Regions from separate parts of the Homo sapiens genome. Here region 1 is linked to region 2. Evidence: read pairs that join two places in POLR2A ChIA-PET (ENCODE). Cell type or tissue: MCF 10A. All regions are shown on one strand. Links, peaks and the distances in the headings refer to the core of each region. The heading gives the core; the rest is flanking DNA.

Region 1 (16,889 bases), core at 6,366-10,365, 300 kb before region 2:
TTTATTTTGTCCTTGTGTTGAGTCTCAGTTTTACTTAATTCATCTTGATTAATAATCAGGGGAAATCTGTCCTCTATAGTCTCACTCTTCCTTCCTATCACATTCACTCGATACGGATTGAGTGCCTGTAATAGGCTACATACTTTCTCAGTTGATAGGACTTAAACAGTACACAAAAGAAAGGGTCTGCCCTTATGGTGTTCATAGTCTAAATAATAAATGACTATAAATATTTGTGTATATATTCATATTCAGTACATATATAATAAATGTATTTATTCATGTAAATATTTATTTATTTACATACATATTTGTATTCTGTAATGAATATGTCTGATGTTGATAAGTGCTATGAAGAAGTCAGGGAATGCCTCAAAAATAAGGTGACATTTGAGTGGAGATGTGAAGGAATGAGCCATGTGAGTATTTGGTAAAGGACATTCCAGAAAGGAAAAGCCAGGCCTTGAGGCAGGAAAGAGCTGGAATGTTCGCAGAGCAGAAAAAGCGGCTGCAATGGCTGGAACAGAGTGAGATGTTGTAGAACCGTATAAGATAAGGTCAGAGCCGGGCACAGTGGCTCACGCCTGTAATCACAGCAGTTTGAGAGGCCGAGGTGGGCGGATCACGAGGTCAGGAGATCAAGACCATTCCGGCTAACACAGCAAAACCCCGTCTCTACTAAAAATACAAAAAATTAGCCGAGCGTGGTGGCACGGCACACGCCTGTAGTCCCAGCTACGTGGGAGGCTGAGGCAGGAGAATTGCTTAAATCCGGGAGGCGGAGGTTGCAGTGAGCCAAGATCGCACCACTGCACTCCAGCCTGGGTGACAGAGTGAGACTTCATCTAAAAAAAAAAAAAAAAAAGATAAGGTCAGAGAGATGGGGGAGTGTATGAGTGAGGGGTGTGTGTCTCTGCATGCACACAGGCATGCAGGGCCAAGCCTCCATCTCTTTAAACTTCACTTACTCTTCCCTCTCCTGCTATGCCTCCTTTCCTACTAGACCCTTGGCTTTGTTGACAGTTGGTGGTTTTGTCCAGATATTTTTTCTTGATGGGGCCAGGCCATAGAGGGTGTGGGAAAAGACTGGGGAGAAAGAATTCGGGGTTTTTTAACTGCTCTCTGTATGTTTTCAGGGAGTGGGGATGGGAAATGAAAAAAAAAAAAAAGGCTTTGAGTTAATAAAGAGCCTGCAAGACATACAAATCTTTCCTTTGATAAAATCAAACAATTCTTCATGCCTAACTTTGGTGCAATTTTTTTTTTTTTTTTGAGATGGAGCCTCACTTTGTCACCAGGCTGCAGTGCAGTGGCACAATCTTGGTTCACTGCAACCTCCACCTCCCAGGTTCAAGCGATTCTCCTGCCTCAGTCTCCTGAGTAGCTGGGATTTCAGGCACGCACCACCACGCCCAGCTAATTTTTGTATTTTAGTAGAGACAGGGTTTCACCATGTTGGGCAGAATGGTCTCTATCTTTTGACCTTGTGATCCACCTGCTCGGCCTTATTTTTATGCTTGCAATCTTTGTCTAATTTATGTTTAGTTTTAGTATTTATTTAATTTTTACTAATATTTAAATAATCTATGTTTTATAAAGCTACAGAGTAATACATACAAAACAATTAACAATTAACATAAAATAGCATGTACATTATCTTTCTTTCCCAAAACCCTACCTTCCATGGGCCAGTAAGGAACATTTGTCTCATACATTTTTACACTTACTGAAAACAAACACAATTTCTATAGGTTTGAGAAGCAAATTAGACATTGTTCTGGTTGCAGAATATTTTGGGCTTTTTAAACATCACGTTGGAGGATTAATATAGGTAAATGATGCAAGCATAGATTTTTGAATTTGCCAGAATTTTGTACAGAGTTGAGAAGAGTCAGTATTTAGAATTCAAGATTTTGTTACTTAATATAAATAATTACAAGACAAAGTTAGAAATTGATTCTGATTTTTTATTTTTCATAAGAAACTGGCTTGAGTGGTAGTTTGTTATTTGCCAGAAAAAAAATCTGTGCCAATTATTTGTGAGACTATGACTACTATAGAATTTGATACATTCTATGCCTCTCCATCATCTACTACTATTCACACCCCGGATACACTGGGGCTGGATTTAATCTTACGTGATGTAGAGGTTCATTTAGAAACTCAATATTGAACTAAATCCTTTGTAAATAATGAATTTTAAAATGAACTAATTTGTTCTCAACACTTGAGATTAGGGTAATCACTCTGTCAGAATGTATGTACAGTAGAGATAAAAGGCATTTAAGCAGTGAAAGCTGATAATTCTATTTTCTTCTATGAACCATTAATGTTTATGCCCCAGGAGGACTGTAGTATGAACATCCACTTGAGGTTTCCTTTATGACTCTTGCAGATTCAAGCTGGACTGTGCATGTTGGCTTACAATAAAGAGTGACATAAATCAGGAAAATCACCAGTCAAATTTTGATTATTTAAGAGAATTAATGCCATTGGTTCTATTTTTTATAGCATAGTTCTCTATTTCCCATGTCCTCTAACTTAGCTTCCCAGCACAGGAATAAAAATTACTGAATTTTATTAATCGGTAGTGTATTTGGTAGTGGATTTTCATTACATTTTCACAGGGTGTCTTGAGATTTAATATTATTTTTATTATTATTTTACAACTGTGAGACATGCTCGTAAATGGAGAAACTTGGGTGGGGTTAAGAGTGAGAGAGAAAACTGACTGGCTTAGTAATGACCACGACAAGATGTCCTTTGTGCATGGATGCAAAGCAGTGAAGCAGCCCCAGGCAGGGTGACTTGGAGGCTTTTTCTTTTCCTATTGGAGGTGACTGTCTGTTCCAATTCATCCATCTATCTATTCATCTTTTCTTACATCAGTCCCTCAAACAACACAAATTATGAGTTGAGGCTCTGGCACCTGGAAAACAAGCCTAGTTCTCATGTCCCCCTGGGGACAAATCTGCAGCCTGACCAATGGGAGTATCACCAATGAAGGTGACAATTTGGTAAAAATGGAGGGATGGGGTAGGGTGGGGCTAGTGCATCTCCTCACTTAAGCAGGGGCGCATCGTCTCAGGGATCTCCATTCATACCTGTTCTCAGCCTTGTTATGATTTGTCATCATGCCAGTCCATGTCACACCCCCCATCAACCTACTCACAAAAAGAGCACACAGATAGCTGTTAGAAAAACAGAGATTGTCAAACAAGCATCTCTCTCTTACACTTACATTTGAACAAGAAAGTAAAAATAGAATGTGAGCTATTATGTATTGTGTGTAACAGAGTACCACAAACTTAGCAGGTTAAAACAACACGCAATTACTATCTCACAGTTTCTGTGGGTTAGGAGTCCAGGCATAGCTTAGCTGGGTCCTCTGTGAGGCTACAATCAAGGTGTTGGTCAGGGCTGTTCTCATCTGAAGGCCCAATTTGGGATGGGTCCATTTCTGCATTCCTTCAGTTCTTGGCAGAATTCATCTCCTCGCAGCTGTAAGATGGAGGTCCCTGACTTCTTGCTGGCTGTCAGCTGGGGTAACACTCAGCACCTAGAAGCCGCCCACAGTTCTTTACCACATGGCTCTCTCCATAGGCCATCCCACAGCATGGCAGCTGACTTCTTCAAAGCCTGTAAGGAGAAGTGGGGATGGTTAATGGGTATGAAAGAATAGTTAAAAAGAATGAATAAGACCTACTGTTTGAGAACACAATAAGGTGATTATGGTCAATAATAATTTAATTGTACATTTTAAGATAAAGAGTGTAACTGGGGGCTGGGTGCGGTGGCTCACGCCTGTAATCCCAGCACTTTGGGAGGCCGAGGCGGGCAGATCATGAGGTCAGCAGATCGAGACCATCCTAGCTAACATGGTGAAACCTCGTCTCTACTAAAAATACAAAAAATTAGCCGGGCATGGTGGCAGGCGCCTGTAGTCCCAGCTACTCAGGAGGCTGAGGCAGGAGAATGGCGTGAACCCGGGAGGCGGAACTTGCAGTGAGCCGAGATCGCACCACTGCACTCCAACCTGGGCAACAGAGCAAGACAGTGTCTCAAAAAAAAAAAAAAAAAAGAGTATAACTGGATTGTTTGTAATTCAAAGGATAAATGTTTGAGGGGATGGATACCCCATTCTCCATGATGTGCTTATTTCACATTGCATGCCTGTATCAAAACATCTCACATACCCCATAAATATATACATCTTCTATGTGCCCACAAAAAAAGAAGCCTGTAAGAGGGAGCATCTCCACTATCAGCCTACTAGCACATGAAAATTTAAATAATGTACCATAATCACAGACATGATAACCCCTCACCTTTGCTATAGACTAAAGGCTACAAGTCCAGTTCCTCTTCATCACTTAAGGGGAGGGGATTGCACAAACACACAAACAACAGGAGGCAGGGATCATGGCAGCCACCTTAGTCTGTCTGCTTAAAATTTACTGTAAAATTTTTTTTGCTTATTATATCTCATCTTCTTCCCCAAAAAGATGTGGAGTAGATTATGGATAAGACAGACCCTTGCACTGTCATAGATATGTACAGTAAACTGAGCAGTAATTTTTGTTGCAAATAGATCACTCTGGAATACTTTGGCCAATTCCAGAAAAAGTAATCATGAAATTTAGTGGAATAAGCATCATGTTTTAATATACCAAATGGAAAATAAAGTGGGACTTAGGCAATTAAGATCACATTGAGTAGTGAATGGCTCTATGCCAATGCTAATCATTTTTTTTTCCTAGACCACATTTCACTTTTCATTTCCTACTCACCAAAAACCATGTTCTCCATCCCCTTCATGACTTCATGACAGGAAAATCCCCTTCATTCTACCATTACTGCCCATACCAGCATGGGTTTGGCATCAAGACCACACAGTCACTCATAGAACAGACACTGATCATATATTGCCATGGGCCATCTATCCATGACTACCACTGCCCTGGGCATTGCCATTGTCACTCTGTCCAACCCGGGCTTTGGTGAGACCACTGTCTCAGTCTTAGCCAGCCCAGTTGATTCAACCTCTTCTCACTATTTTAACTGGTTCCTCCACATGCTACCTATTTACCTATGGTGGCAACTTTCTGCTACTTGCTTATATCAGTTTTCCAGTTCAGTAACCTTGACTAACTTTGGTATTCAGGCCATGCTCCAAAGCTGAGATTTTTTGTATATGTCATTTCAATACAGTTTGTAAATGGGCTTACTGATACATTTCAGACTGTGTTGGAAAATACAGAATTTAGATTTACCTGAAATTGGATGTTTAAAGATCCATTGCTATTGCTAATGCTTTATCCCAGGTATTTTTATAACCCAGCTACTTTTATGTCATTGTTTTGCTATATGTCAGCAAATTATGACTCATGTTCTATCACTGTAATTTCATTTGGTAATCTCAGTTTAAATTCATGACCACCTACATTAAGTGGACCCTTGATATTGCCATGCTATTCTGCTCATTCTCTAGTCAATTTACTCTCTCATTTCATAGACAACTATTTCTCACACCTTCTTCACTCATCTCAAACACTTCCTTCCCTATTATTCTCAGTGGATGGCTGGGTTTTCTATTTCACTGAGAATATAGAAAACATTAGAATAAATCAGCCACAAATTCTCACCACATCTCCCAAATTACCTTGTGCCTCTAACCCTGGACTCTGCCTTCCTTCCATTTGCTGTGGATAAACTGTCTGTGCTAGACCCACCTCCTCTTATCTACTCAAAAATATTACTCCAGCAATGGCCATTCTTTCTCCTGCATCATCCATTTTTCCCACTCTATTGAATCATCTCCACTGGCATATAGCCAAACTGTAATATCTTTCATCTTTAAACATCTCCCCTTGTTCCCACATCTGCCAAAAGCCACTATCTTATATCTATGCTCGCCTCTCTTACAAAATGCTTCAAAATACATGTCTGTACTCATTGCGCCCATACCTTTCCTCTGATCTCTCTTGATCTCTGTCCAGTTAGGCTTCTAATCCCATCACTTCTACCCATCAAAGTTCTTGTCAAAGGTTCTAGTGACCACTTCATTTTCTAACCCACTGATCGATTTTAAGTCTCCATCTTCTTTTGCCTGAGTGATATTTGACAGAGGTGACTCCTACTTACCTCGTTCACTTGGCTGCAGTCAATCTTGGTTCTCCTCTCACCTCACTCGCCCCTCCAACTTCCTTTGCTGGTCCCTCTTCATTTTTCTTTCCTCTAAATGTTGGAGTACCCTAAAATCTCATCCTTAAAATTCTTCCTTCCCTATCTCACTGTCTTGATTATGTCTCTTGGCATTAAATACAGTCACCTGGCTTTAATATCATCTATATACTTACAAGTAAAAAAATTCAGTCTCTGGCTTGAACTTCTTGAACTGCACACTCATATTTCCAGACAACTTTCTGACATCTCTGAATGGATGTCTAAAGAGCATCTCAAACTCAACATATCCAGAACAAACATTTTGGTTCCTACCACCATCGAACATTCTGAAACATCTTGAAAACTCAGTAAATAGCAAGCTCGTTATTTTAGTTCCTCAGGCTAAAAACCTTGCCATCATCTTAAGTCCTGTTCCCCTTACGTCCCACAACTATCCAATAGCAAATTCTGCTGACTTTTACTTTTAAAATATGTCCAGAATACATCCAGCTCTGAACACTTCTCTCCACTTCCCACAATCCAGTCCAGGTCTATGTCATCATGAAAGCTTCCTAATGGCTCTCCCTCCTTCTACCCTAGCCTCCTTGTAACCTATAGCCACACACAGTCAGAACTGTTTTTTCTTTGTTTGTTTGTTTTTTGCCGTGTAAGCCAAAGAATGTCACTCTTCTGCTCAAGACTTTCAGAAGGCTTCACCTCATTCTGAATAAAAGCTAAGTCCTTCCAGAGCCTAAGCCTCTCGTTTCCTACCCCTCTTTCCCTTTCTCACTATGTTCCAGCCTGTTTTGAAACACTCTTCCCCCAGATAGCTACCAACTTGCTCTCTCACTTCCAACAAATCTCTCTTAAATTTCACCTTAGCACAGGTACCTCCCTAGGCCAACCTATATACAATGGCACTCCCCATCCCCCACCATCTTTCTTAACCTGCCCCCTTTTTCTTTATATCATTAATTGCCACCTGACTCATTTTGTTTATGTGTATATTTCTGCCTCCTTCAACTACAATATAAGCTCCACAAGGACAGACCTTTGTTGTATTCAGCACTGTAAATCCAGTGCCTGGAAGAAATAGTAACATGTACAGCAGTAGCCATTCAATGAATATTTGAAGAATGAAAGAATTCAGTAACACATTACATTTGAAAGAATATTCCATTCATCAACAATGACAAAAAAAATAAATATCAGTTGTGCCAGCCACCTAAAGGAAAAGTAGAATTTAAATGAATCATCACTACAATGTTTCTGACGCTCTAGACAAGAATAGGAAACAAGCAAAGACATGAAATTGGAAATATTTGTGACATGTTTGAGTAAAATTAGGAAGCCAATTTCTTTACTCACAGGCTTCGCATATGGAAGCGAAAGATTACAGAGTTGGAAAGGTGGGGGCCATATGTGAAAGGCTAAGAAGCTGGGATTTGATTTCTCATCTCATAGGTTCTATTAGGAAACAAAGAGGATCCTCCTTCTTGGTCCCATCACATCCATTGCACATCTTAGTCTTTGCACTTCCCATTTATCATGTTAGATGTAACAATAATCGAAGGTCACATATGTGTGTAAACTTAAAGGATGTCTGACTCCACCAGAATGTGGAGTCAGACATCCCTTTTTTTCCCCTAGCATGGGAACTATGCCTTGTCTACAGTTTTCTTTGTTTTACACCCTTGCCTGGCATAGTAACAACACTTGAGTTGATAATCAGTATATAAGCCCCAACTATACATATTCATTTAGTTAGCTGAATGAGTGCACAGCTGGATGAATGAATTAAGACATTCACTAAGTGTTTGTTCATTTGAACTGAAAGCAGCTGAAAGTCCTTTACATGCAGAATACCTTTTTGATTTAAAATACATTAAATATACACACATATAAAGCAATAATAAAATGGAGATACTTTTCAAATCAACAATAATACAACTCACAGGCCATCTTAGCACGTAAGTGTAGAACAGCTCTGTGAGAATTCATCTTCAGCTCAGTCCAGGATGTCTTGGTAATTTACAGGACTCATTCTCCTTATGTTTGCATGAACCATAATGAAATTTGCCACCAAATGTCTTTGGATGTTTTTAATGAGAAAAAATGGTTGTGTTGGTAATGGCCCAGCTGTTTTCTTGCCTGGCACTGTGCCTTGCCTACAATAGGTACTCAGTAATAGTCAGTGGAATGAAGTGAGAGAGGGAAGGAATAAGTGAGGTCATGAATTTGCCTGCCTGTGTCTCAACCTTCCTGTATCTCAGCAGAGAATTCTATGCGGGAGGGGCTGTGATGATGGAAGCAATCCATCCTCCCTGAGGATTTAGCTTTTTGCTGCTCAGAGATGAGTTAACACTGACTAATTACCCAGCTGAGTGGTGACTGTGACTCATAAGTGAGGGGCAGATGGAATTTAGAAAGCAGAAAAACCAGGAGGGGAAAGTTTTCAAGGGTTAAGCTGAGGGTGAGGAGTCAGGTGGGCATGCGAGAAAGACAGAAACCCAGCTGTGGACCTGTGAGCCGGGGGCTAGGCCATCCCTTACACAGTGCCAAGTAGTACACAGACGCAGAGCTTAGGAAAGTGTCAGCGAATGTTTCCACAAGTGTTCCTTAGTCACCTCAAGTCTTCTGGACACATTCATCATCTTCCCTCCCATAGATGGCCCATCACTGTTCTCTGCAGAGTGATTCATTGTCAGGGTGAAAATCTTAGGAAATTGTCTTCACACAAAAAATCTGCTCCCTAGCTCAAAACATTCAGTAACTCCTCCACCCCAGGAGACACATTTTTTTTCTCCTATCCATAGTCTTCCATAGTCTTTTTTTTTTCAGTGATTTGTTTGATCACATACTACATATATTACCTTCAAGTCTGTGCAGCCTTTGTCTTTCATCCTGTTGAGCAGCTTTTCCCTCAACCTTCTTGTGAGCTTCTGTGTAAATCACTATCATTCTCTTTCCAAACACTGCATTTGAACTTAGTGAAGTGTAGCTGTTTCTTCTTTTCCTTCCTTTTTTTTTTTTTTTTTTGAAGGGGTGCATATTCTGAAGAAAAGTCTACAAATCATTCCTCTATCTAATTCAAAACCCAACGTGTCACTTTACAGTTGGGTTTCCTCAAGAGGCTCTGCCGTGGACCCATGGAGGATGGGATGTGCAGGTCCTGAGGTCACTCTGCGATGTGTCAGAGGAGAAGAGTAAGGGTATCTGGGATCATGGGGCAGGATTAATGGAGTCCAAAGGAAAAAAATGGCAGGCAGAGAGGGAGAATTCTGTGATTGGATGTGTCAGAAGTGGGAGAAGTATGAACAAACTCTGGGAGTGACTAAGAGAGAATCTGACTTGACACAAGAAGGCATTTTTTAAAAACTGAACATTTTTAGAGAAGCTATAAATTCATAGGGGATTTTTTAATATGGCAAAGATGATTTAGCCAATGTCCATTCACCCAGGTCCTTGTCCTTCTGTGTCTCTTTTTGCACATCCATTCATAGCAAGGTCTCTGGTTTGTTTATTCTGTTCTTCCCATTTCAATGAGATGTTAAGTATGGGCAAGTCATTTCACCTCTGAGGGTTCCCATTTCCTCAGCTGAAAAATGAGGGAAATGGAGGATTGCTTGCTAAGATCCCTTCTAGTTTGTCAGTTAATTGATGTTATCATGACAGGCATCCCCTGTCAGATCCCCAGAGTGACAAAGTGGATTTCTCACCACTTATTCTCTGATGAGCCCAGGAACCAGTCCCCTCCATGTTGGGGGCAGCCCCTGTGTGCATGTGGAGTTGAGCTGCGTGGATTCCAGTGCAAGACTCCCAAGGCTGAGGGGAGGGAAGGTTGTGGAGGGGAGTGATTAGAACTGACCTGAGTCTGAGGACAGGCTCTGCCGCTGCCCAGATGTGTGAGCCCTCTCACCGAGCCTCCCTGCTCCATCATGTGAGGCTGGACCACGGCAAGCCACATGAAGCACTCAGTACAGTAACCAGCACATGGGGAGCAATGAATACCTGTCACCTGTTTCCATAGTCTTTGTAATGATCATCATCATCACCATCATCATGAAATTGTCACAGCTTAAATCCAGGAATACTAAGAAGGGCTCCTGTCTCCATTTTGTAGAAATGTCAGACTTTAATAAAAAGAAATCCAGGGGAGCGTAAATTAGTTCAACCATTGTGGAAGACAGTGTGGTGATTCCTCAAGGATCTAGAACTGGAAATACCATTTGACCCAGCAATCCCATTACTGGACATATGCCCAAAGGATTATAAATCATCCTACAATAAAGACAAATGGACACCTATGTTTATTGCAGCACTATTCACAATAACAAAGACTTGGAACCAACCCAAATGTCCATCAATGATAGACTGGATTAAGAAAATGTGGCACATATACACCATGGAATACTATGCAGCCATAAAAAAGGATGAGTTCATGTCCTTTGCAGGGACATGGATGAAGCTGGAAACCTTCATTCTCAGCAAACTATCACAAGGACAAAAAACCAAACACCACATATTCTCACTCATAAGTGGGAGTTGAACAATGAGGACACATGGACACAGGGAGGGGAACATCACACAGTGGGGCCTGTTGGGGAGTGGAGGGTTAGGGGAGGGATAACATTAGGAGAAATGCCTAATGTAAGTGACAGGTTGATGGGTGCAGCAAACCACAAGGACACATGTATACCTATGTAACAAAACTGCGGGTTCTGCACATGTAACCCAGAACTTAAAGTATAATAAAAACAATAATAATAATAATAATAAAATAAAAAGAAATCAAGTTGGCTACCTCTTTTGAGTCTGTATATTTGGAGAGCTAGGCATGATCAGAATCTATGTGTATGTAACTGTTGCTTATGAAAATTAATCCTCCCCACCTCCCTTCATCCTCCATCTCAGGTGACAGACAGGGAACTTCTTTAAATTCTTGTCATAAGAGCTAATGGTAATAACATACTTTCAGATTTTTAAAACTGAAGCATAGTTTGGGAAGTCAGTATCTTCAAATATAACAGAAGGGTAGACTATAACATAAAAACACTCTACTAAAATTAAATGTTTATCAAGGGGAACAAAGAATGGGGATATTCAGTGAGTTACTTAAAAATGGATGTTGTAGTTATTACCTGAGCATGAAAATACAGAAGGAAAACATTAAGACCATTTTAAAGGAGTTTGGAAATTTAGCATAACATAGGCAGGAAATAGGAATGAATCATCATCTTCTTTTGTGGTTGTTCATAAAACATCTTGCAACCTTTGCTGGATTTTTTTCATTCTCCTAGGTGGTGGGGTTGAAACAAAACAAACAATAGAAATGCAACTTTTTGTTCAACAGCAAAGTCGGAGAGCAAACTCTTTGTCAAGGCATTTATTTTAGTCGATTATTAATATGTCATCTGTGAAGTTATTCTCCTTGCTCTAGGCTCGATCTTGTACTAATCCCTCTTCCTAAGACTATGCTGTGGAGCCCTAAGGAGTTAAAAGAAAAAAAAAGTGGGCTTAGCTGGCAGAAACAAAAATAGGGGTAGAGAGGAGTGAAAGTTCTGATTAATTAGGTCACCGCAAATAGTTGCACTAGCACCTAAGCATCCTGTTACAGCACCTCGCTCACAGCCCACCTGCACCCAAGCATTCTGTCTGCAAGCATTCAGCTTAAGCAGCACAACCTTATAAGATTCCCCTCCAGCCTCTGCCTCTTGGTAGACAGCCTTCTTTCTGCTATCTTGCCCACTGCTCCCTTGCAATGTATCTCCCTCTTTTCTCTGAATAAATTTGCCTTTCTAAACTCATTACTGTCTTGATAAACCCCTTTACTGCCTGTGCATTGGCCTCAGACAGTCATTGACCATGTCAGCACCTGCAACATGGTACCTGGTTGTCTTTTGATCCAGGGCCAGCAGAGTTTTTCCACATCACTTAATAGTTGAATATTTACTATTTACCTTCCTGGAATAAATATATTTTCCAGAGGCAAAGTATTCCATAACAAAATGACTTACTAGAGTTGCCTCCTCATATTTATTCTGAGTCCTTAAAGAGTTACTAACATTATTGGTGGAAGAATTAGATCATTGGATTATGAAGAGAAAAAAGCCCACCTTTTTTCCTTTTTCTTAGTTTCTGCTCTTTTTTAAAATTTTTTGACTCTTTATGACTCCCAGCAAGATTTCATAATCTGTATTATAATTTCAGTGTGCCAAAAATAATTGCTACATTTTAAAAGTAGAATTGGCTTTTCAAGTCACTATTATTTTTAATGCTCCATCATATTTTTATAAAAGGACCTATTATTACTTAGTCTCGCCATATTTCTGAATTTTTGAAAACTGTTTTAAAGGTGAAAAGATTTTTCTTGTAATACTTAAAGCCATTCTTCCTATTTCTACTGAGAATGTGAAATATGTATTTATTATCTATTTAAAGGAACACACCCTTTTCTGTCCTAAGAAAATCATGGAAAGTAAAATTAAGGATAAAAGCAGCTAAAGCAAGTTCACCACACAGAAAGCCTATTGGAAAGGGCTTAATGGATTGGACACTGACGTGATTAATGGCCAGATCCTTACATTGTTTCTATTTAGCCTTAAATATGCTGCCTAAAGTGTCTATGAAGGAGAGGTAAAGATGACCGACCCAAGACCAGGCGCTGTGGCTCAGGCCTGTAATCCCAGCACTTTGGGAAGCCCAGGTGGGCACATCACTTGAGCCCAGTAGTTCGAGACCAGCCTGGGCAACATTATGGCAAAACCCCATCTCTACTAAAAACACAAAAATTAGCCAGGTGTGATGCTACAACCCTGTAGTCCCAGCTAAAAGGGAAGCTGAGGTGGGAGGATGGCTTGAGCCTGGGAGGCGGAGGTTGCAGTGAACCGAGATTGCACCACTGAACTCCAACCTGGGTGACAGGAGTGAAACCTTGTCTCTAAAAAAAAAAAAAAAAAAAAAAAACAGACATACCCAAATGCCTGGAGAAGAATACCCCACCAACAACAATTCCCAGACAACATTTGTTTTAAAAGTATCTGCCTAGCATAAAGGAAAGAAAGAAAATTTGGGTTGGTGCTTAACTCTGAATCTTTAGACAGATTATATAATTTCTGTATGTGTCTGTATGTGCTACTTTTTACACTTGGAAACCCTGATGATTCCAGGTCTCCTACCTTTTTTCCTGAAACGTTATAAGAAAAAATTAGAAGTAAATGTAAGAGACCTGAAGGTTTTCAGAAATAAAAGTGCTGGAAATGCATCTGTACTTGGATGTCAGATTCATCTCCAGCTTCACGGGGTCAAAACCGTGCTTCCAGTCCTTCCTCATGACCCTACACCCCCACCACAGGCTTCTTGGTTGATGGAAAAACTATACCACCAGTTGCTCAGGCCAAAATGTTTGACATCTTTCTCTCAATCCATCACTAAATAATTGTCTAGTCTGCCCATCAAAGTATATCCAGAATCTGTTCACTCCTCACTGCCACCCTGGTCCAAGTCTCTGTATTCTCTCCTGATTTATCTCCTTGCTTCTAACCTTTTGCTCTCTCTCCAGTCTATTCTTAGTACAGCAGCCAGAATAACACATCAAATTGTGTCACTTCTTTGCTTCACATCTTCCAGTGGCTTCCTATTTCTCTCAGAGTAAAAGCTTAACAACGGCAAACAAGAACATAAAATTGGCCCAATTGGCCCACAGAATTGATATTTTAGGTAGCCCTCCCAGTCTTAAAACTTGAGAAAGTTACTTTGTCTTATCTAAGTTCCTTTTGCCAAAAATCAACCATCTGGCTTCCCAGATAGTATCCAGTAACTGAAACTTACCAGATCACTGCATCTGGACAATGAGGAGCCAGACCCCTCACCCATCACAATTGTCTAACCAATCGCCTGCTTCCTGTTGATCAACTCCACTTCCTTATCCGTGCTTAATTCCTGTTTTCCTGCATGTAGTTACATTTCTTCCCTGCTATATAAACCCCTGATTTTAGTCGGCGAGATGGATTTAAGACTGATCTCCCGTTTTCTTGGCTGCAGCACCCAATTAAAGCCTTCTTCCCTGGCAATGCATATTATCTCAGCAATTGGCTTTCTGTGCAGCAAACCACAGGACCCAGACTGAACCTCTGGTGTTTCAGTAACAGATTTTGGTTCCCTGACCTGAAAGTCTTTCCTTGTGTCTCAGCTACTGTGGGCCAGAAGAGTTTCAGAAGCCCTCCTTAGCAGCTGTTCAACCCTTTTTTGGCCAGAGGGGAGTCTTGGTCTCTCTCTCTCTGCAACCCCACCACTGCTGGCCCCAACCTTGTTCCTAATTGCCTAGGAAGAACAGCCTTTGAAACTTGACATCTGCATCCAGATAGGTGAGTGTCCTTTGTGGGCCCTGATAACAAGATCTGCTCCTCTAAATTTGGAAAAATTTTAAAGGAATTTCTGTATGCAAATTGACAAGCCCAATTACTGAGAGAGAGAAGCACTCTGACTGTTTCCATTTGGACACTCATGGAGGTTTGTGTGTAAATGTTGTGTGTGTGTCCAGGCAAGTGAATGTCTTTCGTGGGTACCAGACAACAGGATTAGCTCCTCTCAACTTGGGAAATTTTTAAGGAATTTTTGTTTGTAAGTTGATCAAGTCCAACTGATGGAGAGAGGAAGCACCCTGACTGCTTCAGTTTGGGTACTCTTGGCGCTTGTCTTTTGCTAAGGCAGTGAGATTGTGTTTTGATAATTATTTGTTTGTGCATTTGTCAATATAGTCATGGGAAATTAGAATTCAATAAACTGATATTCTTTTGTAATACTGTTTGGTCCCAATATTCATTGGAATCTGGAGTTTGCTGTTGAATAGGAAAGTAGGATGGAGTTCCATGTATTCAAGCTTTTATGCTGCTGTTCTAAGCACAGTTAGGCCTGGTCAGTAGGTTCCAGGTGGTGTTTTTCTGTGATGCTGTTTGCCCCCAGTGTTCTTTGGAGTCTGGGGATGTTTGCCTTTCCAAATCACACTACCATGGAAATTGCTTTACCCAAAATTCTGGTTCGGATCCTTCATTGGACTCTATCAGGACAAAGTTTGGCCATGTGAACATGTTCATAGACCAGTGAGTTTGTTTTGCTGTCTCATGGCTAGAATTCTGAAGTAAAAGCTATTGGATCTTTGTTTGTATGTGTGTGTGTACGTGCATCTGGATGTTGTGTTGCTTTTATAGGATACCAATATGGCTTATAAATAAAAGAGTGCTCATAAATAAATAAGTCCAAGCAATTTTTAAGTTCACATGATTTAAGTAAATCTTTAATTTAAAAGCTGGCTTAAAAATTATTGGTAAAATAAAAAAATAGAAATGTCTTCAGAAGAAGGTCCAAATGATATGGACAGGACACAGGGAAATACTGGGTAGAAGAGGGTGGTTCCCCAGCAAAGACCCCACCCTCAAACCGAGAAACCTGTGGCCCTAAATAAGGACAGGCATTCCTGTTTTTGTGCCCAAAAGTTGCCTTCTTGCCCACCATGCCCCCCTATCCTGTACTCATATAATCCCCAGACCCTAGGCTCCAGCAGCAGGAGACAAGCAGACAAACAGAAGAGCAGAAGAGTGGCAGAGAAGGAGAGAAGGGAAGGAACATCAGGAGGAGTTCAGCTGGGGATGGTCAGAGAATCAGCACTGGATGGCCAAACTCCAGGGGAAGATCGTCTTCCCACTCCATTCCATTTCCAGTTCCCCATCCAACCTGCTGAAAGCCACACTCACCACCAATAAAACCCCCACATTCACCATCCTTCAAGTCTGTGTGTGACCTGATTCTTCCAGGACTCTGGACAAGAGCTTGGAATACAAAAAGCTGTCACACTGGCCCTCTGCCCTTGCAAAAAGGCAGAGGGTTCACTGAGCTGGTTAACACTTAAACTGTCCATGGATGGAAAGGCTAAAAGAGTGCATTGTAACACTCGCCCACTTGGGTTCTAGGGGTCACAGATTCCCACCACCGGGCACTGCAGTGGGGCTGGTGCTCAGCATCCCAGCCCCTGCCCTGTCCATCTGTGTGTTCCCCCTCCCATAAGTTGTTTGAGCGGTGGCATGACTAAATAGACAAGCCACACCCCTGTTGCACATCCTGCTGGGGGGGGGGTCAGGGAACTCTCCATTTCACAAGCATGTCATAGATGGTCTGTGTAAGTCATATGTAGTGTTTTTCCTGTTTCTCTGTGTGTCTGTCATCATACACATACAAAGAAATTAGAAAGTTGAAAATATTTAGATAGTAAAATTTTATTTAAAACCTGACAGAAAATTGGAAAAATTTGCCTAATTAGCATATCTCATAGTTAAAGCTCTTAGTCTTGATGAAGGTAAAATAAGAAATATTATAAAGAAACATATTGGTAATTTGGAAATTCTTTTTAATATAGTTAAGCATAAATCCATATTTAGCACAGAGTCAAATTTCACATGCATGTTTGCATTGCTATGTTTCACACTGTTTTTGCTGTTTTGCATAGATACTACTAGCACTAAAATACTTATCAGTCACATGCCTGAAGTAAATTTCTAAATTGCACAAAAGCTATAGTGGTGTTGGTGGACTTAAAGACCTTAATTTGTGTACCAGGAACAAAATATCTGTCATGTGTTTTTAGGCTCTGAATAACACTGCAGCCTCCAAGGTAAATCTAGTAGGATAAAAATTTGAGGTTGGTTTCCTATTTATTTGTTCTTTGCTCC
Region 2 (16,889 bases), core at 12,116-16,115:
GTGAATTGAATAGAAAAAGTGTAGTAAATAGACTACTTAGGGCAAAAAAAACCTTTTAAAAAACTATCCTTAGAGTAATGAGAAAATAACACAATCATGAAACAAGAACAGCATACACAGTTGGCCCTCCATAGCCACAGGTCCCACATCCACAGATTGGAAATATTCAGGGAAACAAAGGATGCTTGCTTCTGTACTGAACATGTACAAACCATTTTTTCTTGTCATTATTCCCTAAACAATCCAGTATAACAACTATTTACATAGCATCTACACAGCATATTATAATCTAGAGATGATCTAAAGTATACAGGAGGATGTGTGGAGGTTATTGGCAAACACTACTCCCTTTTGTATCAGGGACTTGAGCATTTGCAGATTTTAGTATCTGTAGGGGTCCTGGAAACAATCCCCCATGGATGCTGAGGGACAACTGTATGTAATGAACATTCAGATAACAGGTCTACTTAGAAATTTTGAATGTTAATGAAAATTTAAAACTTCATAAAAAGGTAGGAAGATAAAGTCAAAGAAATCTCCCAATAAAAATCAGAAACAAGAGAAAAGATAAGGAAGTTATAGAAGTGATCCAAAAATCTAGTTTTTGAATAGTAACACTTTCAGACAGAGAGGAGGAAAAGTGTGATAAAAATCAAATGAATAATTAAAGAGACTTGCTCTCAGTGGGTGAAATGGACACACCTGAGGTGTCTGAATATTTGAATGTCGTTCATCTTTGTAGTCCCAGAGTCAGATACAAATCAGATAACCCAAATATTTGAAAGACTAATCATTACCAAAGTTTAGGGTCTTTGAAATAAAATGAATAAAGGAGTAATGCTTGAGAAACAGAATTACTGAGGCTAAGTCCTCTTGGTATTAATAATGAATACAATCATTTTATAATCTAGCATTCAATATCTTGCACTGGTAGCAAATGAGCTGTACCTGTAAACTGTCGAAATGAGAACAAAACTACTGTGGCCTAATCACGAAAGTGGTCAGTAAGAACACCCCTGATATAGAGTAGCAAGTAGAGAAACCAGAGAGCTAAATTTCTCATCAAAATTATTTAAAGTATTTGGCAGAGGAGGAGATAAGTCATACAAAAAAACATTTTATTTTGAGACAGGGTCTCATTCTGCCACTCAGGCTGGCGTGCAATGGCACAATTACAGCTCACTGCAGCCTCAACGCCCAGGCTCAGGTGATTCTCCCACCTGAGTCTCCTGAGTAGCTGGGACTACAGGGGCACGACACCACACCTAGCTTATTTCTTATATCTTTTTGTAGAGACAGGGCTTCACCATGTTGCCCAGGCTGGTCTAACTCCTGCACTCAAGCGATCCACCCACCTCAGCCTCCCAAAGTGCTGTGATTACAAGCGTAAGCCACTGTACCTAGCAATATGGAAACACTGTATATGCTAACAATTATTTCACCTTTAAAATACATAAAATAACATCCTAGTTATCATAAGGCTCACAATAGAACACTGATCATTAAAGCTAAAGAGTTTAACTGTGCAAACAGGAAAGATTAAGAGTATAAAAACACAGTATGTGATGTCATAGGATTGTAAAAATAAAGCTATTATGGAATTGAGAAAGGTAAACAGAAAAATGGGATGGTTGACAGATAACTAGTACAGGAAACAAGTGAGCAAACCTCTTAAAAAAATCCTGCTTTAAATGCCTGCATTTACTCAAATCATTTTAGAGGAGATAAAAGTCAGTGGCTCACAACTTTGGGCGTAGGGAGGAGAGACATCACTTAATAAAAGACTAAAAAACTTAAAAAACTCCGAGGAGAATCTAGTAAACAGGAAACTTCTTTTACCTCCCTCATCTCTGCTTTTAGTAAAACAACTAAGTATTTGTATATTCAGATAATTATATGGAATAATTATATGGAATGTCTCTCCATGTAAGCCATATCTACAATAAGATCTTCCCAGCAAAACATAAGTTCTTTCCACAAGGTCCATAAATGGACTTTAGATATCTCTGGATCCCTACTCTATCTCTTACAAATGTATGTAAATTCTGTGTATGTGCACATCTTTCCGTAAAGACATCTGCTTTTAGTAATAGCTTCCAGAACTAGCTTCAAAGTTATACTGCTTCAGAATGAAATATCTTGTCCATTCATTCTTATAAGTCAAAAAATGTCTAGTTCATTATCTTTATACTTAGCAAAGTAACATTTCAAATACTCTCCTAAAATATGACTCTTACCATAAGGGGATACCCTAATTAATGACTCTCTTGATGTTGGACACTTATCTTTAAAAAAATATAGAGTTGCCCAGAGTATTTTAAATAAACATTGTGTGTGTAAGAAAAAAACTACGCTGAATACTTTAATGCAGTACGAAATTCACAGCTAGAGAAAGGCCCTACTGATCACCAATTGTTCTTAAACATCAAGTTTTCCCCTCCATCATTTAATCATATTACCACTTTTCTATGTGCTTTTTAGTTGTGTTATGGACATAAAAGCCATGAACTAATTTTTTTAACTGGAATACTATTATCCCTACCCTACAAAATTCCTACCATAAGCTGAAAAAGTTATGTGAGGTACTGAATCAAATCACATATTCTATCTTGAGAACACTACACTAGCATTTAACACCATGGAGAGTTAAACATGGCTTCAGGGTGTAATTGCTGAACCCACACCCAGCTCAAAAATAGCAACTGTAATAAACGTAATGCTGTTATACCGTTTTCCTGAGATTACTCAACACCTCAGAGAGGAGGATCAAAACAATTATTGTAGGAGTTCAGACAGGGCGGTGGGAGAAATTATAAGAGGAAATTATAGAAAGAAGCAAACCTTCTTGGAAGGCCAGGAGGTTCTGCAAAAGCTTCAAAAGACAATTTGGCTGAAGGCAGCTGAATTCTCTTAAAAGCTTAGGTTAGATAACAAGGGGATGTAAAGGAATTGATCTAGGTAAGTTAGTTTACTCAGGCTTCGGAACCTGGAACCTGGCCTTTAATCATTCGTGCACAGGACTGCTCTCTTGGTGGGTGGGGGAGGGGAGCGGGCATGTTAATTACCCACACGTGTGTTGACTCAAAGCTTTTGTCATTAAATCTGTACTAAATAAATACAAATATTGCTGGCTTATTGGGGCTTCACTCTCGCTGTACTCTCTCGTCAGCGGTGCTGAGCAGTGAAGTCCCCTCATCACTCTGTCAGGCAAAATACCTGTGTCAGGGTACATTTTTTCATCCATAGTTCAGCCAGGGTCTGTGGGTCAGACCCGGCAAATTATTTTCTGCCTCAGCAGATTACTTGCTTTAGTTGATGTGTAATAACGCCCTTCTGCAACCCTTAATATAGTCCCGAAAATGCAACCAAAATGCTCACTTTTTAAAATTCTTTTTTTTTTTTTGAGACAGTGTCTCTTTCAGTCACCCAGGCTGGAGTGCAGTGGCATGATCTCGGCTCACTGCAACCTCTGCCTCCCAGGCTCAAGCCATTCTCCTGCCTCAACCTCCCAAGTAGCTGGGATTACAGGCACCCACCACTACGCCTGGCTAATTTTTGTATTTTTAGTAGAGACAGGGTTTCACCATGTTGGCCAGGCTGGTCTCGAACTCCTGACCTCTGGTGATCTGCCCACCTCAGCCTCCCAAAGTGCTGGGATTACAGGCGTGAGATACTGCACCAGGCCAAAAATTATTATTTAAACTGAGAAATAAAAAACCTTATTACTGAAGACATACAAGCTTTAAGTGTGAGAAAGTATCATATGGCTAGAACGAACACTAAATTTTACTGCATTTCTTAAACGTGTATGTGCCAGGCACTACGTTCAATCCTTTAGATATATTCTTAAACTTCACAATTGTCCTGATGGTAATCTATCATCCATTCACATTTTACATTTGAGAAACAGTATTTAAGAGAGAGAGATCTTAGAGGTAACATAACTTCTCTAAGATTAGCTACTAAGTGGCAGAATCAGGACTCTGAAACACAGCATTGCCTGACCACAGAGCCTCTGCTTTTCAATGTCTTAGCATTTTGCCTGCTCAAATTAAATTGAGAATCCACTAGAAAGTGTAAGTCTTATTGATGGTGGGCCAGTAGTATTACCTGTGTATCTCCTATTGTATATTACTACACATGTAGTAGCTACCCAAAGATAGCTGACTAAAGGAAGCCCATGCCCTACTGCAAAACAGAATAGCTTCAAGAAGAATGCATGATTTGGCCCATGGAAAACAGATCAAATGTTTTGATGAATGGCATGTATAATATCAGAGAAAAGTAACCCTAGAAGGAACTGTTATATATATATGTCTTATTTTAAAATAACAGCATGAGCCCATGAAGAAATAACCATTCAAGAGTTATCAGTGATGACTATTAAAAAGCAGATATTTTACCTCTCAACTAAATGTTTAATTAAATAGGAACACTGAAGGTGCATGTAACTTTTTTATTGAGGCACAACAAGGCATTGTAACTTGCCTGGACTTGAGGCAGTCAGTTTAGTAAGCTGAACGTTAATACAGTTAAGGATTAAGTGCAAACAATATACATTCACAGCTTGACTAGCGAGGCTACATCACAATTTATAAAGTGCCAGATTAGTGCTAATTGTCATTCAGCTTGATTTTTCACCTCAGGAAGGAAAACAAAAAAGTAAGGACCTCCTCCCTCTAGGAACAAAAACATTTTCCTAAACCAATCAGTCATGAGGGCAAAGACTACTTTTCCTTCAATCCCACTAATTAGAACACCATCCTTTTATTGTCAATACTGTACTGACTTTCAATCTTGATAAAGAAGATAGCCTGAAAACGTAGAATATTTCCAGCTACTTCCATAAATTGCTCCCCTGTGCAGACGTAACCATATCTGGTCTCCCTGGAAGAGCTGAAGAATTGCATGATTGCTAGCAGTTTCATGGTCTGGAGCACCATCATTGGCATAGGCTGATACCAAGACCTCTTCATTCTTCATGAGGTTGACATACAGTGGCACATTCACTGCCAGCTTTAGCATGTGAAAAATGAAAACGTAAGTGCCATTCACTGGGCAATTAAATCTACCAAGCTGAAGATCAAAAGTTTCTCCTAAGTTGTTCAGAAGAAGATCAAACACAATAGGTTGGTCTAAAGTTCCAGGGGCCAGATTAGAGGTTCTGGCTGCTGAGAAGGCAACTCGCATCTGCTGAGGCAGAGGGTAGACGTGTACTGGCAGTATGGTGGCTGCTGGATTTGTCACTGGCACATCCACAGGGGTCATGCTACGGGAGTCTCCTTGTCCAGAGTCACCACTGTTAAAGGTTTCGTTGTCTCTTTCTGGGCTGCTCACCTGAGAAGAATCACTCCACCCTGCTGTTTTATTAGCAACAGTGAGTTTCTCATAATGAAGCAGTTAGCTTTGAACACAATATTTAACATTAGTCGGCTACTGAAACAGACAAAGATACATTTTATAGTAAATTCCAAAACAAAAGCAATATATAGCTAGATTATACTTTTCTAGATTTTTCTGGTAATAGGTTTTTACATACTCTTCTAAAGCCAGAAAGGTCCAAGATAATCTTGTCTAACTGATCCTTTTTTAAGATTAAGAAAATGTGGCCCCCAAAAGGCCAGATAACTTAGCAAAGTCTAAAACTCAGGTCTGAACACTTTTTACTTCATCTTCCTCCCATAATTCTTAATTTCTCAGAGGTCATTCTACAAAGCACCTAATGTAGAAGGTCTCAAGAAAATGGAGACTACATAAAAGAACCAATTTTTAGAACTACTAGCCACTAGCCATTCAGAGATATATTGATATGGAACTAAGTCCCATGATGATGAATGCTTTTTTTATTTCCAAGTCATACACTTGTAATGTTTTAAGTGCCATACAAAAACACTGCTCACACTAAGGCAAAGGCAAATTGAATACTAGCTATTTTTTCAGAAGGAAAAGATTGCTTTCCTGTGCCAAAGTTACTCTTCAGTGATTTTTCTTCTCCCTTATACAAACTTTTAATAGTTCCTTCACATTTTAAAAAGTGTTATAACTATTCTGCTATTGTCTCAAGTCACGGTGTCTTAATTTGTGCTTATTTGAATCTATTAATGCAGTGACACTACAGTAAGAAGTACCCATTATTACAAAAACCACCATCGTGAATCATCACATGAAAAATATTCGAAATCAGCATAGTGAATATATAAAGTTAAATATGCTCTAGTGTCAAGCAGATTTTTAAAAAACACCCACCCTTTTAATTCAATTTGCAATTGGTTTCCATAGCCTATCTAGTGGTCTAGTATCTCCCTTAGTACTTTAGTACTACATTCAAGCAAATTGAAAACCTCAACAAGATAAATGCTAAAAAGCAATGTGCTTTGGAAAGAACTTGGTAGAGGATGCAGAAAGAACTAGAGACATGTGCTGGGTAAGAAAACTATTCAGCTAATTACCCTTACCTCTCGAATTTGCTCGTGGACCACCAGATGTCCCTCCTCGCTTATAACACTGCTGGAAATTATCCTAAAGTGAACATATAATATTTACCTTGGCATCAAAAATGCAGGACTATAATTGGTTATTACACAGGACTACCGGCTGGCAAATAAGATTAGTCCCCTTAGTTCTTTACCTGGCCTTCCCCAGCAACCAAAGAGGCTCAGATGTTTCCAAACACTAAGAAAAACAAAGCAAGGGCAACAGTGGCATTACTTGCTTCACCTGTTAATTAACCTGACCAATCAGATCTGTTAATACCTGAAAAACAACAAAGCACTTGGAGAATACTATGTAAAAGATACAATGCTAGGTAATGAGAGAAATTTTTAAATGTGGCATGGTCCTCTGTCCCTCATCTCAGTATAAAAGGACATCATAAAGCAAAAACACAGACTTTTCTCAACCTTGCTCTATTTATACACCAAACTGGGAAGACCAATACCAACTGTGTTGGGGTTTGGGAATTTTTTTTTAAGAAATTGATAAAAAATTATATTGTATAAATATATTTATTGCCTAGAAATATAATCTAATATATTAAGAAAAAATGTTCCAGGGGCAGTACTTCAAACAAACTCAAGTATGAAGGAAGCCAAACTTCATACAACCCATGAAAAGAATAATTAGTGGTGTAATTATTATATGCAATAAAAATTGAAACAGGACAAGAAGGTACACAATAAAAATAATAAAGCCTCTTACTCCATACTCCCAGTTGCCCCTTTGCAATAGCAACTAGCATTATCAGTTTCTTGTTCCTCAGGAAAAATGTAAAAGAGCACACAAAATACTGTAATAGTGGTATTAAGAAGAGACAGTTCTTTTACCTAAGTCTGTATTAATAAACATCCTCCCCTCACATACATTCCCTGAGGATCACATAATAACATCTAATATTTGCACGGCTGATATACACACCTGGCTCTGTAGTGCTAAGCACTTAGGTGCTTTAGTTCATTTAATTCTCAGAATATCTCATGGAGAATACCTCAGTGTTAGATGAAAAACTAACAGATGAGGAATTAGAGCTCAAAAAGTTTCACTAACTTATCTGAGGTCACATGGCAAGAGAAGTGATAAATGAGGGGTCAAACCCAAGGCATTTAGATTCCAAGATGTTTTCCACTCTTTTTTTTTTTTTTTTTTTTTTTTTGAGACAGAGTCTCGCTCTTCTTGCCCAGGGTGGAGTGCAATGGCGCTATCTCTGCTCACTGCAACCTCCACTTGCCAGGTTCAAGCGATTCTCCTGCCTCAGCCTCCTGAGTAGCTGGGATTAAGGCGTGTGCCACCACGTCCGGCTAATTTTGATTTTTAGTAGAGATGGGGTTTCACCCTGTTGGTGGTCAGGCTGGTCTCGAACTCCTGACCTCAAGTGATCCACCTGCCTCAGCCTCCCAAAGTGCTGGGATTACAGGCGTGAGTCACCACGCCTGGCCTTCACCCTTTTCAATACTGCCTCTGTGTGGATATCCATCCTACCCTATGTAACTGTAAGTTCTTCAAGGATAGGTATTTTATATATTACCAACAGAACTCAGTATGGTACCATACACATACTCAAAAGCTTGTAAAACTTCAAAACTGAATATGCTGATGTATTATAGATTCAAATCCGTAAGTTCCCAAGTTTTGTTAAAGTGGAATTTCTAACATCCTCTTATGAGTCTTTTACCATATGTAGTAAAGAAAATATGCTGGGTTCTTCAAGTAAGTATAAACAACAACAAAAAACTTAACGAAAAAGGGCTTTGCTACATTTGCTATTTAGGCAAGTTAAGCTGAAGGCAATGTAGTAAAGTTAAAATCATGGGCTCTGGAGTAAGAAAGTCACATTCTAATCTTAGTTTACCATTTCCTTGATAAGTGACGTTAGGTAAGTTATTTAACCTCTGAACCCATTTCTCCTGTGAGGTGGAAGAGCAAATGAGTTAATGCAAACAACATGATTAATAATGTCCTTAACACCTTCTAAGTTCCACATAACAAGCAATTATCATTTATCTTTCTTGGGTAATTGCAAAAACTTCCAACTCAACTCTTCTCCATAGGACTTACAAGTAGTTTTAAAACTAAGAGTGCACTTTCAGAAAACAAATTATGACTCTGCGATATACTTCAATCACCAGCTTAACATCAACAACTGTACCACTATTCAACTATGACAACTATTCTTACTTACCCTTTGGGAATAAGGTGCTCCAGAATACTCTCTAGCTTGGAACTGCAGCTGGCTATAATTTCCATTGGAAATTGAAGGGAGTCCTCTATAAGTATCAAAACCTAATAAATAAACAAACTTACATAAGATTATGGACAAAATCATATTAAACTTTTAAACAGTCTAATTCTATATTGCTTTAAAAGTTAAATTGATTATATAATGCCATCATTAGACTTATGCCCTCTTTAAGCAAACTCTACTAATATTGCTTCCAAAGTAAAACATATTTATAGAACATTGCTGTCTTCAAATAAGCCAGGTTTATAAATTTACTACTGCTAAATGCAAGGTGGGGTTGGGAAAGGGTGGTGGTAGGGCAGTTAGGTACTTAGGGCCTCTGTCTAGGGTTGTTTTGTTGTTGTTTGCTTTTTTATAGGCAGTGCCTCGCTCTGTTACTCAGGCTGGAGCACAGTAGTGAGATCACAGCTCACTGTAACCTCAAACTGTTGGACTCAAGCATTCTTCCCAGTTCAGCCTCCCAAGTAGCTGGGACTACAGGTGCATATCACCATGCCCAGCTAATATTTTTTAATTCTTTGTAGAGGTAGGGTCTCACTATGTTGCCCAGGCTGGTCACAAACTCCTGGCCTCAATGATCCTCCTATTTTGGCATCCCAAAGTAATGGGATGACAGGCGTCAGCCACCACACCCAGCCTGTCTAGAGTATTTTTGTTAATAATAAGTAGTGACTAGGACACTTGGAACCATAACAACAGTTTAAGAGAATATCACTATTATAGTCTCAAATTCTATATTCTTCTTTGTGACATAATCTAACAAATAACTAGAAATAATTAGAAAATGGGCATCTTGTAAATATGATACACTTTTAGCAGAGTTAAGTCAACAAAAGAAAAACATTACTCAAATATGAAAATTCATCCTTTGTAAAACAATATGGTGAAACTTTCCACTTCAGTAAGTCACAAAATCAATCTGCTTTTCATACAGAAAATTAGTTCCTCTGTTATGGAGAATAGGTATATTAAAAATACTTTATTATCCACAAACAGGAAATTCTCTACTACGTTGCAAATGACAAAAGGGAGCAAGGTTAGGTAAAAATGGTGTGAGTCAAGTAAACACACAGACAAAATAATTCAGTATAATTCAATTTTATTCAGGGCATACCTTTATAACCACCAGGGGACCGATAGGAATTGGTTATTAATCTCCCACCACGAGTACATCCTCTAACAGATCCCCGGCTATTGACAAATGGCTGAGTAGGTCTGGGAAACACATTCGTCTGTGCTGGGTAAAAGGCAAGGCTACCATTGCTTACTTGAATAGTTCCATCAGGATGATAATTTGCTGCTTAAGAAAAACGATTTTAGGGTCCAAGAGTTAAATGGTAATAGTCTTTATACTTAAAAGCCAATATATATCAAAATCATTAATACAATTTGCTGCCTTTAAAAATAAATAGGAGATACATATATTCATGTATATAATTCATCTACATGACTCAAATACGTAATTCATATATATAATGGAATATTATTCAGCCTAAAAAAGGAAGAAAATTTTGACCCATGCTACAACATGAATGAACCCTTAAGACATGCCAAGTAAAATAAGCTAGTTTCAAAAGCACAAATATTGTATACCACTTATATGAGGTACCTAGAGCAGTCATTTTCAGAATCAGAAAGTAGAATGGTGGTTGCCAGGGGCTGGGGGGAGAGGAGGAGGAGGAGTTAGTATTAAATGATTACAAAGTTTCAGTTGGGGGGAGATGAAAAGTTCTGGAGGTGGACAGTGGTAATAATTACACAACAGTTTGGTTGTACTTAATGCCACAGAACTATATAGTTAAAAATGATTAAAATGGTAATTTTTATGTTATGTATACTTTACGACAATTTTTAAAAAGCAGGCTAAATACTCCAGATGAGGGAGTAAAAGAAAATGGATTCTAATTAATATCTGAGAAGGCACCTGACAAAAATATCCCTTACGTAAGTCACCTGCCCTGTCTTTCAACAGTAGAGGGGAGAACAGAATCAGGTCATCTATGCCTAGGTCCCAGAATTCATATTACTACCTCTTCATCACTTGATTAGCCAAGTACTCAGAATGCTCAATTCATTTGCTCCGACTTCAGTTAAAAAACTCAATAGGGATCTGAAATACCAATACAAAAAATCTACAAGTGCTTCTTAAATTTAAATTAAGAAATGAGTACAAAGTTACCTATTCTTTCATGATTTAGAACAGCATGAAAAATCAAAATAGCCTCCCATCTCTAAGCAAACAGTACAATGAGCATACTAAGTCATATCTTCAATCTTTTATTATAAGATAGAAAAGGACAGATAACCATTTGTTAAAAGGATTAACAGAATGGTTTCAAAACCTTCATATAAGCAGCCAGATAGTGCCCATCTACCTCAATCACTGTCTGTGGTAATCAAAGCAAATAGATTTAAAAATACAAACCTACTTCAAGGTTAAATCCGTCATCTAAGTTCTATCTCTACAAAAATTAAAATTAATAGGTAAACTTAACACAAAAAAGGGCATTAGGTTTTTCTCAACACTGGAGGAACATGTAAAGAAATAATGCTTACTGGTCAGGAAAATACTTCTAAAGTGTCACTACAGACTTCCTAGACTTGCTGTCCATTCAATTGGCTGTCCCTCTAAGTCTTCCAAATATCATATGCAAAGATCTTACCAGTCTCTTGAGAATGGACAGTTTGTTCTACATGTATAGATGGCAGTTGGCACTGGGGTGGTGTTTGTGTACTTGCTGTGGTAAAACTTTGATTGTAGCCAGGTGAATAAGGGGATTCTTTTATTTCTTGTTCTTTTCGTGGAGGCAGAGGTGCATTAACGTTAAATACCTTAAAAGACAAGGACACACTGAGTCATTTGGGAAGTTTCAAAGAAAATGCTTAAGGGTGGTATCCAGCAAAATTGTACATTCAAAAACTTCTATTTTGCAGGCAAAGGACTTGAATAGACATCTCTCCAAAGAAGATAAATGGCAAATAAGCACATGAAAACATGCTCATCATCATTAGTCATTAGGGAAATGTAAATCCAAACCATAATGCCATAAAATTTTATACCCATTAGCAGGGCTATTATCAAAAAGACAGAAAATAAGTGTTGGCAAGGATGCGGAGGAACTGGAACCCTCATGCATTGCCGGTGGGAATGCAAAATGGTGCAGTCGCCCTGTGGAAAACAGTATGCTGCCTTTTCAAAAAGTATAGAATTAACATATGATCCACTAATTCCATTTCTAGGTATATACCCAAAATAACTGAAAGCAGGACTCAAACAGATATTTACACACCCATGTTCATAGCAGCATTATTCAGAATAGCCAAAAGGTACAAACAACTCAATTTCCCAACAGATGAATGGATAAGCGAAATGAAGTACATACATAAAATGGATTATTCAGCCATACAAAAATGAAATCCTGATACACTGTATAACGCAAATGAACTTTGAAAACATTATGCAAAGTGCAGTAAGCCAGATACAAAAGGAAAAATGTTGTAGGATACCACTAATATGAGGTAGAATAGGTAAATTCATAGAAGCGAAGTAGAATAGAGGTTAGCAGAGCTGTGGAGGGGGTTACAAACAGGAAGTTATTGTTTAATGAGTACTGAGTTTCTGTTTGGAATAATGACAAAGTTCTGAAAGTAGTGATGATGATTGCACATTATGAATATACTTAATGCCACTGAATTGTATACTTTAAAAAGATTAAAATGGTAAATTCTGTTACATACATTTTACCATAGTAAAAAAAAAACAAAAAAACACTCCTACTTGATTCCTGACAGATTTTACACCTAACAGCAAAAGTTAATCTTCCTGCTATTATGCTATCATAATAATGCTGAGAATAAAAGCTATACAAGGGTAAGGGGTCTTTTTTTCAAAAACTAAAGATGAATGAAATATTTTACCATTTAATGAATCTTTACCACGTGGCAAGCAACGATCTGTCCTTCTATGACTCTCTAGCTCCCTGATTCTGCTCCATTTTTCTTTACATCACACAGCACCTGATATACAGGTATTTGTCTCCCTAGCCCTCCTACCTCCATACTAAAATGTTAAGTTTCCTGAGCATACTTTCCTTTTTTCACTGCTACAACCTCAGTGATTAAGAACAGTGCCTGGTTTTGTAACTATTCTTTAATCAATAAATGAGTAAGAACCAATGTGTACCGGGTAGGATTCAAACAGGCAGAGAAAACAGATTGGCATGAGCAAAAGGTACTGTGACAAGAATATATAAGGCAAGCTCAGGGGACTAGTGTGACAGGTTATAACAGACTTGAAAAGGTACTGAGTGTCAGAGTACTAAATTTCATTCTGTAATGGAACACTGCTTGCTTTTAATTAGACAAAAGAAAAGGTAAAACCAATGTGGCTATACTGTGCAGGATGAACTGACAGGAAAAGAGTGAAAGCAAGGAACTATTCTATCTAGAAATAAGATATTCTAAGTGATCAGGTGAGTGAATTCAGCTGTCTGGACTCACCAGCCGATCTCCCGGGGTGGTGCCTGCTTTCCATGCTACTCCACTGGCCCCACTACCACCATCACTCCGAAGTGCTTGGAGTGGGACACTAAGCACCAATAGGAAGGGTACTTATTGGCTCACTAAGGCTTTTTTCCCCCACAAAGAACTGTTTTATACTAGTCTGTGTTTAGAGAATAAACATACCAAACTAGCTGTAATATTATTTTTTTAAAAAGCCTTAATTGCAATTTGTAGAAAAATACGTAATTCAAAACACCACACAAATCTGAACAAATCTCCAAAAACCATCTTGAGATCAGGATAAAATAAAATGAAAGTTTCAGCAATGACAGAACACCCAAGTATGTGTCCGGTATTTCAGGTTACTGATGTTAGGGAATAATACTAGTAAAGATATTAGTAATGGTTAGTATTATTAAGCTGTTGCTAGAAATTCTGTTTCTCACCCACACATTTTGTTTGTTTAATATGGATCCTCAGCTTTGCCTGCTACTAATTCTAAAAGAAGGAATAATGCTCTGATAAAACACCCATTTAAAATTCTAGAGGCTGTGGATTTCCTATTCTTCTGCCACAAACAAGTACTGCCATTGGCCAAATATAATTCTACCAACCCAAATAAATTTTACAAAAGGCAAACTTTTCACATAGTATCCAATAATTATGTAAGAGAAACAATGGCTTTTAACAGGAATAATGAACTGCAATCATCATTCATGTTTCATACTCACTGTCTGCATGGCTTGAAAGGGTGCTGTGTTAATGGTTACTGAACTACTACTTGCTGGAGGTGACTGGAAGCCCTGTTCAGAGCCCTTTGCCATGGGAGGATTTGGAGAAGCTAGTGAAGACGGTTGCTTGCCTGGGGGAATTGCTGCCTGGGGAGGAGAAATGCAGCATCAGCCAATCACCTGCCATATAACAAGCAGTTAACTTACTCTAAAACCCAAACTGGCATAAGTCAGCAAGTTCTTTAGGATGACATTTGGACACAGGAATGCAAAAGAATAGCTTTTGCTTACAATTTCAAATCTCAATTGCTGAGGATGCATACCAGTATTTGCTTTGCACAGCTTGCTGACTAAGTGAAAGAGTCTTACCAATAATCAGTCTAACAGATGAGGGGCTGAACTTTTTATACGCACCTAGTCCTTTTCAAACCCTGAAATGGTAATTTCCAGTTAAGAACCTAATATTATTCAAAATTTATACATCAGAATTGGATTTAAGAAAAAACTTGGATTAGTTGTTTAGTGTTAATTTTTCTCTATTTTAAAGACTTATTAGTTAGTAGGTTTCTAAGTCAGCTACCTAAAACAGAAAACAACTCCGATCCAATTTAAGTAATCCTTACCTAAGGAAGCCACAAGTTCTTGACATAACAGATTATAAATCCAAAGGCTTAAAAAAAATACCAAAAACCAATCTCAACTAGATTGTGAAGCAGACAGCTGTGAGTTACTTGGTAACAATCACTTCTTCCTCTTCTTAAAATGAGGAATGAGATAATTTAAATTCAGATCAAGCCAGCACCATAAAAACTAAGGATTATCTATATTTTCTTATATTCTATAATGAATACATATTCTTCTATAACAGTTAACAAAAAATACCTGATAGTTGCTAAATTACTCCTCAAAATTCATCCTACTATGTCCATCTCAAGGATTTACTCAAACTTAGTAAAAACTGTAACTTAGAATTGAAATTGAAAGCACAAACATAATACTGTTAAAATGTTTTTATTTATTTATTTTTTTTGAGATGAAGTATCACTTTGTCACCCAGGCTGAAGTGCAGTGGCACAATCTCTGCAACCCCCGCCTCCTGGGTTCAAGCAATTCTCTGTCCTCGGCCTCCTGAGTACCTGGGACTAGAGGCATGAGCCACCACACCCAGCTAATTTTTGTATTTTTAGTAGAGATGGGGCTTCACCATGTTGGCCAGGCTGGTCTTGAACTCCTGACCTCAAGTGATCCACCTGCCTCGGCCTCCCAAAGTGCTGGGATTGCAGGTGTGAGCCACTGCATCTGACCGAAAATATTTTTGACAAAGTTAGCCAAAACAAGATTGTAACTCATTCCAACTCAATAAGTGCTAATATTAATAAAATAAAGTTATTGAGCTTTCATTTATACAAATAAGAGACTTTTCTCCTAAAAGTCCTTCAGTGTAAATATAGTGGAAAACTTGACTTAATGCTACCTACACTTTTCATTTTTTTAGATTAAAAATGGACATTTATTGCACTAGATAAGGCAATACCATATTAAATCTATTTATATGGCAAAGCTACAATAAAGTTACCTGTAAAAGTTCCAAGATCACAATATCTATAGAAAGCAATACATTAATAAAGTATAAATGTTACATCATTCAACTAATCATGCCTGTAATTCATAAGATAAACTGGTTCTGCTATTCTTTAAGATACAAAAGAAATTAAGACAATTGGTCTTTTACCTCAGGAGTCTCTGAGGTCATAAACTCTGTTTCAGATCCAGAAGAAGCCTGATCGGTAGTAACCAAGCAAGCATTTGAGCTACAAGTAACTGGAGAAGAAGTAGCCTAGACACAGGAAAATACAAAATATTGTAAAAGGCACATTTTGTTCACTTTATATTTCTTGGGCCCTGGCCTTCCTAATATGTTACTCTTACTGAACACGCACATGTGTCAAGCACTCTGCTAAACACTTTATACGTGTTAATATATTTAATCCTAACAGTAATCTGTGAGGTAGGTACTATTCTCATTTTATTGACAATTAAGCAGTGGCAAAGAAAGGTTAAGACATTTGCCCAAGATCATACTACAATTAAGTGGCAGAGCTGAGATTCAAACTCAAGCAGCCAGCTAGCTACACTGCCTGTCCAGGCCTGGTCACCAAAACTACACATCTCATCCCATGTTCACTGATTCTTGGCCCTGTAGTAGATAGCATTCACGGGAAGGTGAGCTCCGGGTACGTTTAACACTGTAGGCACAGCTCTGCCAGAGATCATAGTATAACTGTGCTTTCATGCTAAGTGCTATCAGCATCCTAAAGAGGCAGGCTGAAATATAAATAGGAAGAATAAGCTCTACATAAATCAGAATGGCACCAAAAATTCTAGTGAAAAATCAAGCTGATAGCATATGTAAAATAAAAATTGGGAGAAAGCACATTAGGAAAAAAAGTTGTGACAACTGTAACCAACAGAAAATTAAAAGAGTGGCTAGGAAAGAATTCTATCGCACAACAGGTATTCAAATACAGCAGAGAGACACCCATAAAAATCTGGCAATAGCAAGATCTAAAGTGTCAGTGAATCCACTCCTTTTATCTAAATGCTTCTATGTGGTTCTCAGAAGCCCAAGTAATAAAATAGGTGAACTGGAAACTAATGAAGGGTTACAAAACAGAGAAATCATGTTTCAGTGACCTTCTTGAAGGAGGCATTATGATATGTTGCTTTTTAGGAAGGAGACTGGGGATTGAGTTTTAAGATCTTATGGAAAAAAATATTTGAAATCCTTTAGAACATTTTATATTACCCAAGTAAATAGGCATAACTTAGATCTGGCCAAAATATTAGAACCATTATAAGATTAGAGCGTTTCTAAAACTAGGTCGTTCTTCTGGCTCTGTCATTAAAGTAATGAGACAAGT

The links. ChIA-PET counts read pairs that join two places held together with the same protein. Peaks named below come from ENCODE experiments on the same cell type or tissue, not always from the same donor. Only the 100,000 strongest peaks of a DNase experiment are listed, where the experiment ranks them.
Region 1: POLR2A ChIA-PET joins it to region 2 with 6 read pairs; 2 of 35 experiments call an interaction of 5 or more read pairs at or near these places.

What each region holds. Positions count from the first base shown.
Region 1 is chr12:30,409,336-30,426,224 of GRCh38, forward strand. No RefSeq gene overlaps it. Among named protein-coding and RNA genes, the nearest start is that of LINC02386, 120 kb to the left of the region's middle. In MCF 10A, for the core only: no CTCF peak of the experiment used is centred there; DNase peaks (open chromatin) are centred at 8,486 and 8,806.
Region 2 is chr12:30,705,111-30,721,999 of GRCh38, forward strand. It overlaps CAPRIN2 (caprin family member 2), which reads right to left. Exons shown (of 19, transcript NM_001385503.1): 13 at 15,701-15,805; 14 at 13,969-14,115; 15 at 11,398-11,566; 16 at 9,849-10,031; 17 at 8,675-8,775; 18 at 6,456-6,519; 19 at 4,443-5,360. The coding sequence ends at 4,792. Among named protein-coding and RNA genes, the nearest start is that of IPO8, 18 kb to the left of the region's middle. In MCF 10A, for the core only: no CTCF peak of the experiment used is centred there; no DNase peak of the experiment used is centred there.